2 separate regions of the Homo sapiens genome follow, and region 2 is linked to region 1. Evidence: chromatin contacts called from ENCODE Hi-C or POLR2A ChIA-PET data. All regions are on one chromosome and are shown on one strand. Each heading gives the region's core, a stretch centred on a gene start or an enhancer-like site at or near the end of the contact. The rest is flanking DNA. Distances are from core to core; before and after follow the strand shown.

Region 1 (4,490 bases), core at 1,655-4,154:
AAAAGTACAAAAATTAACCGGGCGTGGTGGCAGGCGTCTGTAATACTAGCTACTTGGGAGGCTGAGGCAAGAGAATCACTTGAACCTGGGAGGTGGAGGTTGCAGTGAGCCAAGATCATGCCACTGCACTCTAGCCTGGGTGACAGAGCGAGACTCTGTCTCAAAAAAAAAAAAAATAAAAATAAGCTTGCACTTAGAAATTTTGGTGATGTTTGAGGTTTTAAAAAATGTCCTGTTGTACTATCTTGTAGCCCTTCCTTTGTAGCAAAGACAGACAGATGGTGATCCAAGAGATACGCAAGAAGAGGACCGTGTGTGTAATGGTTGAGCTCTAAAAAAGAGAAATCACTTGGATGGAAATGAAGGAGAGGAAAAGGCTGATGTGGATGGCTGGGAAGAGGTTCGATGGTTACCTTGGCAACTGAGCTTCCTTCCTCATCCCCATCCCTCCCTAGTCCTTGTTCTTAAAAAGATTTTCTTTCTAATGTCCCTTCCCCTCCACAAGGGGGCACAAGATGTCTTAAAATACTCCATTCCGGGCATCATTTAACCTAGATCAATCCAGACACGTGCATATTTCTAGTATCATTTAATCTGAAGTGGAAAATCTGAGATGTAGACACAGAGTGATCAAGAACATATGGAATAATGCCCAGGGGTCCCTACTGAACTTTAAGGATCACCTATGTATTAAGCAGCTATTATTTGCTGGACACAGTGAGTCATTTTGAGGATTAAAAAGAAAAATAAAATGTACTCGAGATGGTGTTGGGCACAGTCATAGCATGATTTAGTCAAAGCACTTGATTTTTGTAGTCTAAAAATTTGCTAGTTGTTATGAACTTGACCTAGTTATTTAATTTTACTAAGTTTCAAGTTTTTCCCCACCTATAAAACTTGCCTCATTGAATTGTTATGTGTATTAAATGAGATGGTGTTTATAAAGCCCTATTACAAGCTCTAATTTTCAACAGGTATTATTTTCCGCTCCTTAAGCTTACAAGATTATTTTCATTACAACTTACCCAAGAGGAAGACTTAGTTAAAAAATTTCAAATCATAAACTACAAGTATGTAATAAATATTAATATTTAAAATGCTAAACATGCTTGGATGGCAAAACCATGAAACTTGAACCCTATGCTGTGCCTATTCAGATGCTGATTCTGTAGGGGCTTTATACAGCTTCAGAATCCTCATTAATAGAGAAATGTCTCAGGCAATCACCACTAGTCAAGTAGAATTAGTAGAGACTTGAGGCAGATTTTTCCTTCCTGTAATATACTGCAAAAATTCTGGAAAACTTCACAAAGGACATAAAATTGTAGCTAAGTTTAGCTCTTTAGGAGGCTAATAGTTATATAAGCAAAATGACATTGCAAGCAGGAGAGTCAGTTTGTGTAGAAATGTGCAGGTCTATGTGAATATTGTAAGTTTTAGAGAATCTGAAGAAAAAAAGTCCTGATCATTGCACAGAGCATCCTAGAGACAGGTGAGCATTGAAGGAGAGGCTTGAAAGCCACCTAAATTCAGCAGAACAAATTAACATCCTCCATGTTATCTGCTCTTATTCATGCAAGACTGTTCATTCCCATAACTGTTTCCATACCATCTAGGACTCAGAAATCCACAGTCATTATAATTCCAGGGGACAAAGGAAAGCAGTTTAGGATGACCGATCCTGTTCAGACATGCTGTCTCTTGCCAATAATTCATCAAACTCACTTGCCCCTTTAATCAGATGAGGCTGTCTCTTTTCTAGGAGAGCTTCCAGGATTTGCATCTGATTTTGCAGATGTGCAGGATGACTATTTCCATATATCTCCTTCCCTGGCCAGTTGCACATGGAAGATTCAGGGCCACATGCTGGTGGCCAGAGGCACTCTCCCCAAGATGCTTCTCATAGATCTCAGCCACCCATGGGACTTATAAGGAGATACCCTTGTGCCTCTAAATAGATCTCAGCCACCCATGGGACTTATAGGGAGTCACCCTGGGGCCTCTGGACAGCTTGAGTAAGATGAAGAATGCCCGGGGTTGGGAAGCTGGTAATACTAAAATTAGGCGACTTCTTATTTTTGCCCAGGATTCAGTGGTTTGGGATAAGAATGCTACAATCCCTTGAGCTCCTGCAGAGCAGGCTTGACCTATTATATACCTGGTAATTTCCCACTACTTACTTTGGGGGTTTCTGCCTCTCTAGTTTTTCATTCTGTCTTGCATTATGTTCTTCTAAGATGTGTTAGAAAATATTCATCACACAGACCTTACAGGCTTTAGCAACTACAGGAAAAAACTACGAGGAGCCAGTCAATGCAGTGCACAAACACTGGCTCAGACATCCAGGGACTGTCCGTTTTGCAGTCTGTTGGTTATCTAGGGCTACCTCTCCTGTGACTCATCAGCACCTCTCATTACATGAGTGGAAGGAAGTGGGAGGATACATGTGGAGGGAGGTGGAAGGGAGTTTGGGGGGCAGGTGGGAAGAGAGAGTTGCCTGAGTGATGTGGGACCAGAAGGGATCCCAACTGGGTCAGAGCAGTTATTGCAGCTGTTTTTCATTCTCCACTATCTTCATGGTGCCCACTGTGGCCTTTGATCTTGTGCATAACCTCCAGCAGGTGTAAAGATGTGTTGGGGGAGGGGAGGCCTGCACATGGATCTGGGATACCTAGATTCCCCTCTAGAGACCCTGCCCCTCCCCTCTGAAGTTCTATTTCTACTGCCAGGATGCTAACCAGGGGCCCAGGTAGAAAGAGCAGCATAGGAGGGGGTTGGGTGCCGGATGCGGTGAGTGTGGTTCTCATGATGCTCTGAAGGTGGGTGGGTGGAGGGAGCAACTTTCACAGGCACCCCAGATGCAGGACCCAGTAAATGTCAAACCACATCCTGTTGTGACTGTAAGAGATGGAGCTAGGGCAGGTGGCTGCTGTGGCTTGGTGCTGATGTGACTCAGAGATAAACAGCCCGGCAGCCAGCACTGGGCTCAGAACCCCCATTCCTACCCCAGTTGTCAGCTATTACCTAAAAGACCCCGATTTACATCTCATTACTTCCCACCTTTTGATTCAGGGCCACTCTCCTTTTTAACACAATTTTCTTGTCATTCATGGCCCTAGACCTTTTTGATGGAGGAGGGCCAGGGAACAGGTGTCAGGGCTCCAGTTGACTCTTGCTAACTGTGGGACTCCAGTGCCAGTGCTGTCCTCTTCCACCATCAGACTGTCTGAGACTATGTCACAGATATGTATGATTTGAGGCCAGGAAGAGCTTAGCTTCTCTGAGTTCCCATTCTCTTGGTACTTCAGAGACTGCAGGCTTTGAATCAGAGAATCTGAAGAGCAGAGTTTGAAGATTCTTAGAGATCACTTTACCCAATGTCCTCATATCACAGAGGAGGACATATAAGCCCAGAGAATAAAAATGAGTTGTTCAGAGCCATGCAGCTGGGGCCAGAGGAGGACCAGAAGCTAATTCTCTGTGTTTTAGCAGCTCCTGGACTTCAGACAAGGCTTGGGGAATGTGGGGTCTCTGTTGAGCTGTGATCTTGCTATGAATTTCATGAATCACTCTTATAGTAATGAATCAGGCAAGATGATCATATCTGAGATGGCATGAGGATAGAAGGATAAATATAATGAATCACAAAATTAGAATCCTGCAGAATCTTAATAGGTTGGAGAGATAAGCTGAATAAACATGATAAACATTCTCTCTCTCCCTCCTCCCCCACCAAACAGAGAAAACCATCTATATGAACACAGGAAGGGGAATATGTGAAAGAAGGATATGTGAAAAAACACCCAGGGGGTGAGTCAAAGTGAGCTCTGTGAGTCAACGGGATGGTGAGCGTACAAAAAGTAGATAAATTGTCCTAATGGAACCAACTAACGTATAAGATGTTGAGAAAGAGGAGGCAAAGTTCCCCCTTTACTCTTTGTAGGTCAGAACCCACCTGGTGCTGGGTCAGGTCCTGTACAACACATTTTTTAAAAGATAGAGGGATAAAAACAAACTTTAATGTTTTCAGAAGGGAGTGATTGGGCTATGGAAAGTAGGACGTGCTCAAAACTGTGCCCTATAATAACAAAATTGAGAAAACTGAAAATGTTTTGCCTGAAAAAAATCTTCAGGTTGGTAGTAGTTATAATAACACCTAATACTTACTGATATTGTTCTAAAAGCTTTACATGTTGTGTGGGTTAAATGAGATAAAACGATCTTATGAAGTTGGGCTTGTAATTGAGCTCATTTTACAGCAAGGAAAACTGAGTCTCAGAGGTGATCACTTGCCCAGGGTCACATAGTTGATAAATGACAGAACTAAGGCTTAAACCCAGGTCTCTGCATTACAACATCTTCTTTGCTACGATAATGTTTTCATCCATCCACTACATGCTTTTTTTCCATTCCAAAAACTCAAGTTTTAAAGTTTCTAATGATTCTGTCTCGCATAGATTTATGGGTTCTTGCCAGAATATGGGCACTCT
Region 2 (4,404 bases), core at 1,616-4,115, 450 kb before region 1:
TAAACACAGCACTTTGGGAGGTGGAGGCAGACAGATCTCTTGAGCACAGGAGTTTGAGACCAGCCTGGGCAACACAGTGAAACCCCTTCTCTACAAAAAATAAAAAAGTTAGCCAGACATGGTAGTGTGTGCCTGTAGTCCCAGCTACTCAGGAGACTGAGGTGGGAAGATTGCTTGAGTCCAGGAGGCAAAGGGTACAGTGGGTCGAGGTCACACCACTGCACTCCAGCCTGGGCGACAGAGCCAGACCGTGTCTCAAAAAAAAAAAAAAAAAAAAAAAAAGCATGGAAAATGATTAAATATGAAGTAAAAAAGCAAGCTAAAAATTACACATGTACTTTGCAGGAGTATAGACTGTAGAAGATATATTTGCCATTCCTTATACGTTTAACTTTTGTGTGATTTGCCACTTTATATATTAAATTTGAATAGGTCTCAACTATTTTTTTTTGTAAACCAGAGGAATAATACTGTTTTGAATTTCCTAATTTAATCCTGAAGACAAACTTACTTTTATACCCCCATCCATGGCTCACTGGTCAATGTTTTGAGCTATTTCCATTTGTTCTCACTCAGGCTCCTATATAACCCTGGCATTAGTTATCTCTTTTCGTCTTTTTAAAGCCTCTTGGAACAAGTCTCCTGCCTTCCACTCTGGATGTGTTGGTGAGGTTTGTGTTGGAGTTTGTGGAGACTTGTGAATACTATATCCCTCCCCATCCAGGGGTTCCAACACTGAGCATCTTTCTCTCACTGACATCTTTCAGCAAATAAATTCTTCCCATATATTGTCCCTTTTGCACTTCCCCTTTCAACCTTGAGATATCCTTTTGAGGATCCTTAGTTCCAACTTTTCAGTAGTTTGTGCCCTGAATCACAGACATCCTTTCTTCCCCAGTAATTATAACCTTTTCCATGCAATAAGAGACCTATTGTCTTCTTTACCCCCAAACGCCAACTGTTCTCAGATTCTCTATGAGTGCAGTTGGGGTGGAGCCAGGACACTCACCGCCAGGATGCTCTGCGGCTCGGTGATGTCTTCATTCTGGGAAGAAGAGAAGACAGCAGGAAGGCGGTGCGGGGAGAGGGGTGTGACTGGGAGGACAGTAGATCCCCCGGGCGGGGGCAGGATCATGACCCTGAAAACGTGCCTGGGGAAGGTCAGAAAGTCATCCAAGGTCCTCCCAGAGGATTCCCAGAGCCCCACACTCACCCTTGACCAGACGCGCATCCACAGCTCCCGGGACGCTTTCTCCAGCATCTCTGGATGCTCCAAGTTCACGGCGGTGAGGAAACGCATGGCAGACAAACTTCCTGTGGGGCAGAGGCACCCAGAGGCAGGGCTCCTCTTGCTGCTTTCCTGGTGGAGGACTAGCTCTTCCTTGCTTCTGACATCCCCCAGAGCTCCTCCGCCCTCAGCCTCTCACCCAAGGTTCCCATGACCTATTTGCCTGCTCTTCTTCCCTTTCATGCCCGGCAACCTTCAGCTCGCTCAAGGCTGATCCTGAGGTTTCCCAAGGCAGGCTTCACTTGCTTTAGTCTCCCGCAGCCCCTCCATCCTATCAATCCCTCAATCTCCGACTTCTGTGTTTTTCACTGGATACCCTGTCTACATCCCACTCTCTTCACCTTTTTCAAGCATCACAGACAAGAAATCCTTGGGGAAGTGGATGGGAATCTGGAGATGGTGTCTCAGGAGCTTTAAGTCATTTGCCATGTATAGTCCTTTGCGGGGAAGCAGACCTGGAGGCTTGTTTCCTGCCAGGAGAAGGTTGGGCACGCTAAGTGAGAAAAGACCTAAGGGTCCCAGGTTTGGGGACCTCGACGTGGGTTTTGGGCAGAGGGCAGCTTCCTTTTTTTTCTCTTGTTGTTTCGCTCTTGTTGCCCAGGCTGGAGTGCAATGGTGCGATCTCAGCTCACCGCAACCTCCGCCTCCTGGGTTCAAGCGATTCTCCCGCCTCAGCCTCCCGAGTAGCTGTGGTATACAGGCATGCACTACCACGCCCGGCTAATTTTGTATTTTTAGTAGAGACGGGGCAGAGGGCAGCTTTCTGGCTGCCAGTGCCAATATAAGGACCCGCTGGGGTCGGCTCTCTTGGGCCACTGAGATCACCCCTGCCCCGACCCTCCCTTCCTACCACTGTCTTTCATGATCCCTGTTATGAGGCTGGGCCGCAACTGCAGGTTGATGTTCCAGATATTCTGATACCGGCACAGGATCTGCGGGCAGAGGTCAAGAACGATTGCCAGTGTGCAAGATGGAAAAGTGAAAGAGCCGAGGGAAAGGGAAGGGAGGCGCTAAGTGCAGAGCAGGGGTTATGCGGACACCCTACATTGTTTGGTTTGAAATTGGCAAAACTCTCCTCACTACTAGAAATCTATTCCAGGATCTTCGCTCCTGTGGCCAGTTTTCCCCAAAACTGCCATCGTTGGGCTAAGAGGTGGCCGTGTTCTGCATTTCTCCCTGAATGTTTGGAGCCGCCCCTCTTTCCACCACCGTGGGAAACTGCAGTCGGGATATAAAGGCTCGGGTTGGAGCCAGCGACTCTATTCCGTTTAAAAGCACAAAGTGACCTTCAGCCCCGGAGCTCTCCCTGCTTGCCTTAACCCCTTGGGCGGCGCCAGGAGTTACACGAGACCTCTGTCCCGGAGCCCTGCGCTCACTCTTCCCTCCGCCCTCACTCCCCAGACACTGCCGAGGCGACCCCTCCCAGCGTCACCTCGAAGCCCAGCCAGGAGTAGGGGGACAGCACGTCATAGAAGAGCTCCACGGTGCGCGGCAGGGGCCCCATGCTGCAGGCTCCGGAAGAGCAGTGGCAGCAGGAGCTCCTTTTCCCGGAACCCGGCAGAGGCTGCCCAGCTTCTGGGCCTGCCTGGGACCGCCCACCGCCTTAGCGCGCAGCCTCAGAGAGAAACTGCCCTGGTAGAGGTCCACCTCCGGCGCAGCGGGGCAGGGCCAGCCTACGGCCCCCAGCCAGGGGCGGGGTGGGTAGGGACCCCTTGGGGAGCGCGCAGGTGTGGACAAGGGGCGCTGCAATCGCCTTTGCAAAAATTTTAACAGTGAGAAAATTACGAAGGTGAAACAGATCTGAACTCACCAACTCCATCGTGCCTTTAACCTCCAAACTGCCCTTGGTCATTCCTGAGCATGGGACGAGCTAATATAGGGAGAAATTTAGTTTATAGTTTAAATGATAATAGCCCTTCCCCAAACTAAACCAGTTTTATAAAACTAATAAAAGTCCACAAGTTTAGGATTATGAGAGGGGCCTGAATTCTGCTAAGATGTAGGCATTAACAATTACCAGACATTGTTCCAGAGGTCACAAGCTCTGCAACTTCCCCAATTATTCCTGTAAATAACCACTTTTGTAGAACCTAAGACTGGCCTTTGAAGATACCTTCTCAGACTTTTCCATTTCTAATGACAGGATGACTCCACCTGGACCAGTGACTCCTCTGTGGCCCGCATCCAAATGCAACTCGGTGCACTGAGGACGGTTTTCCACACCCCTGTGATTGCATCCCCAACCAATTAGCAGCACCCATTCTCTAGCCCCTTGCCCATCAAACTATCATTAAAAAACTCTAGCCGGCGGGCATGGTGGCTCACGCCTGTAATCCCAGCACTTTGGGAGGCTGAGGTGGGTGGATCACTTGAGGTCAGGAGTTCAAGACCACTCTGGCCCACATGGTGAAACCCTGTCTCTACTAAAAATGCAAAAATTAGCCGGGCATGGTGGCATGTGCCTGTAATCCCAGTTACTCGGGGGGCTGAGTCAGGAGAATTGCTTGAATCCGGGAGGCAGAGGTTGCAGTGAGCCGAGATCATGCCACTGCACTCCAGCCTGGGTGACATAGCAAGACTCCCTCTCAAAAGAAAAACAAAAACAAAAACAAAAAAACCCACAAAGTCCCCTAGCCTCTGCCTCCGAATTTTGGGAGGCTAATTTGAGTAATAATAAAACTCTGGTCTCCTGTTTAGCTGGCTCTATGTGTATTAAACTCTTTCTCTATTGCAATTCCCTTGTCTTGATAAATTAGCCCCATCTGGGTAATGGGCAAGATGAACCCATTGGGCTGGTGTCAGGGTGACTGTCCTGCTCTGCAGTGGAGTCTTGTGGGAAGGGGGTAGTTTGAGATGCCTGCAGTGCCTTTCACTTAGCTGTGCCCCTTGGGTGAGCCACTTGACCTCTCTGAACCTATTTCCTCATCCTGCATACACATGGGGAATATCTAATGATAACACCTGCCTTATGACGAGTTGTGAGGAATGAGGTACTCCAATAACTGCTAGCTCTTATTATTGTTGCTTGGCAGTTGCATGAATCTCCTAAACTGGGGCAGAATAAGAAGTTCTCAGAGTACACATTTTCTTGTGTTACCTTTGTCAGAGATTTGCAC

What was found. Hi-C counts contacts between places; a loop is a spot of excess contacts on that map. ChIA-PET counts read pairs that join two places held with the same protein, here RNA polymerase II (POLR2A). Pooled maps may share reads with other maps.
Region 2: a loop to region 1 is called in a map with no recorded cell type, with 6 times the contacts of the local background. The contact joins the promoter of GSTK1 here to the enhancer-like site in region 1. A Hi-C loop is called at or near these places in 3 of 168 maps with a recorded cell type or tissue (CD8-positive, alpha-beta T cell and naive thymus-derived CD4-positive, alpha-beta T cell), 3 of 37 single-sample maps with no recorded cell type and 9 of 50 pooled maps. POLR2A ChIA-PET finds 5 or more read pairs at or near these places in 9 of 52 experiments (CD4-positive, alpha-beta T cell, CD4-positive, alpha-beta memory T cell, H1 and 5 more).

What each region holds. Positions count from the first base shown.
Region 1 is chr7:142,807,350-142,811,839 of GRCh38, reverse strand. It overlaps TRB. Among named protein-coding and RNA genes, the nearest start is that of PRSS2, 39 kb to the right of the region's middle. RefSeq lists a cis regulatory region at 2,239-3,130 and an enhancer at 2,252-3,451. Within about 2 kb of position 2,904, at least 10 of the 41 ENCODE cell types and tissues checked have a DNase peak (open chromatin) inside an H3K27ac peak, as active enhancers do; they include CD4-positive, alpha-beta T cell and CD8-positive, alpha-beta T cell, where a contact is called at or near this core.
Region 2 is chr7:143,261,902-143,266,305 of GRCh38, reverse strand. GSTK1 (glutathione S-transferase kappa 1) reads right to left here and starts at 2,865. Exons shown (of 8, transcript NM_015917.3): 1 at 2,721-2,865; 2 at 2,139-2,220; 3 at 1,630-1,758; 4 at 1,214-1,314; 5 at 1,010-1,045. The coding sequence starts at 2,792. All of the region lies in intron 2 of TMEM139-AS1 (TMEM139 antisense RNA 1), which reads left to right. LOC105375546 (a long non-coding RNA gene) reads right to left here. Exons shown (of 3, transcript XR_007060569.1): 3 at 3,099-3,158. RefSeq lists enhancers at 2,618-2,837, 2,656-2,950 and a silencer at 2,978-3,047.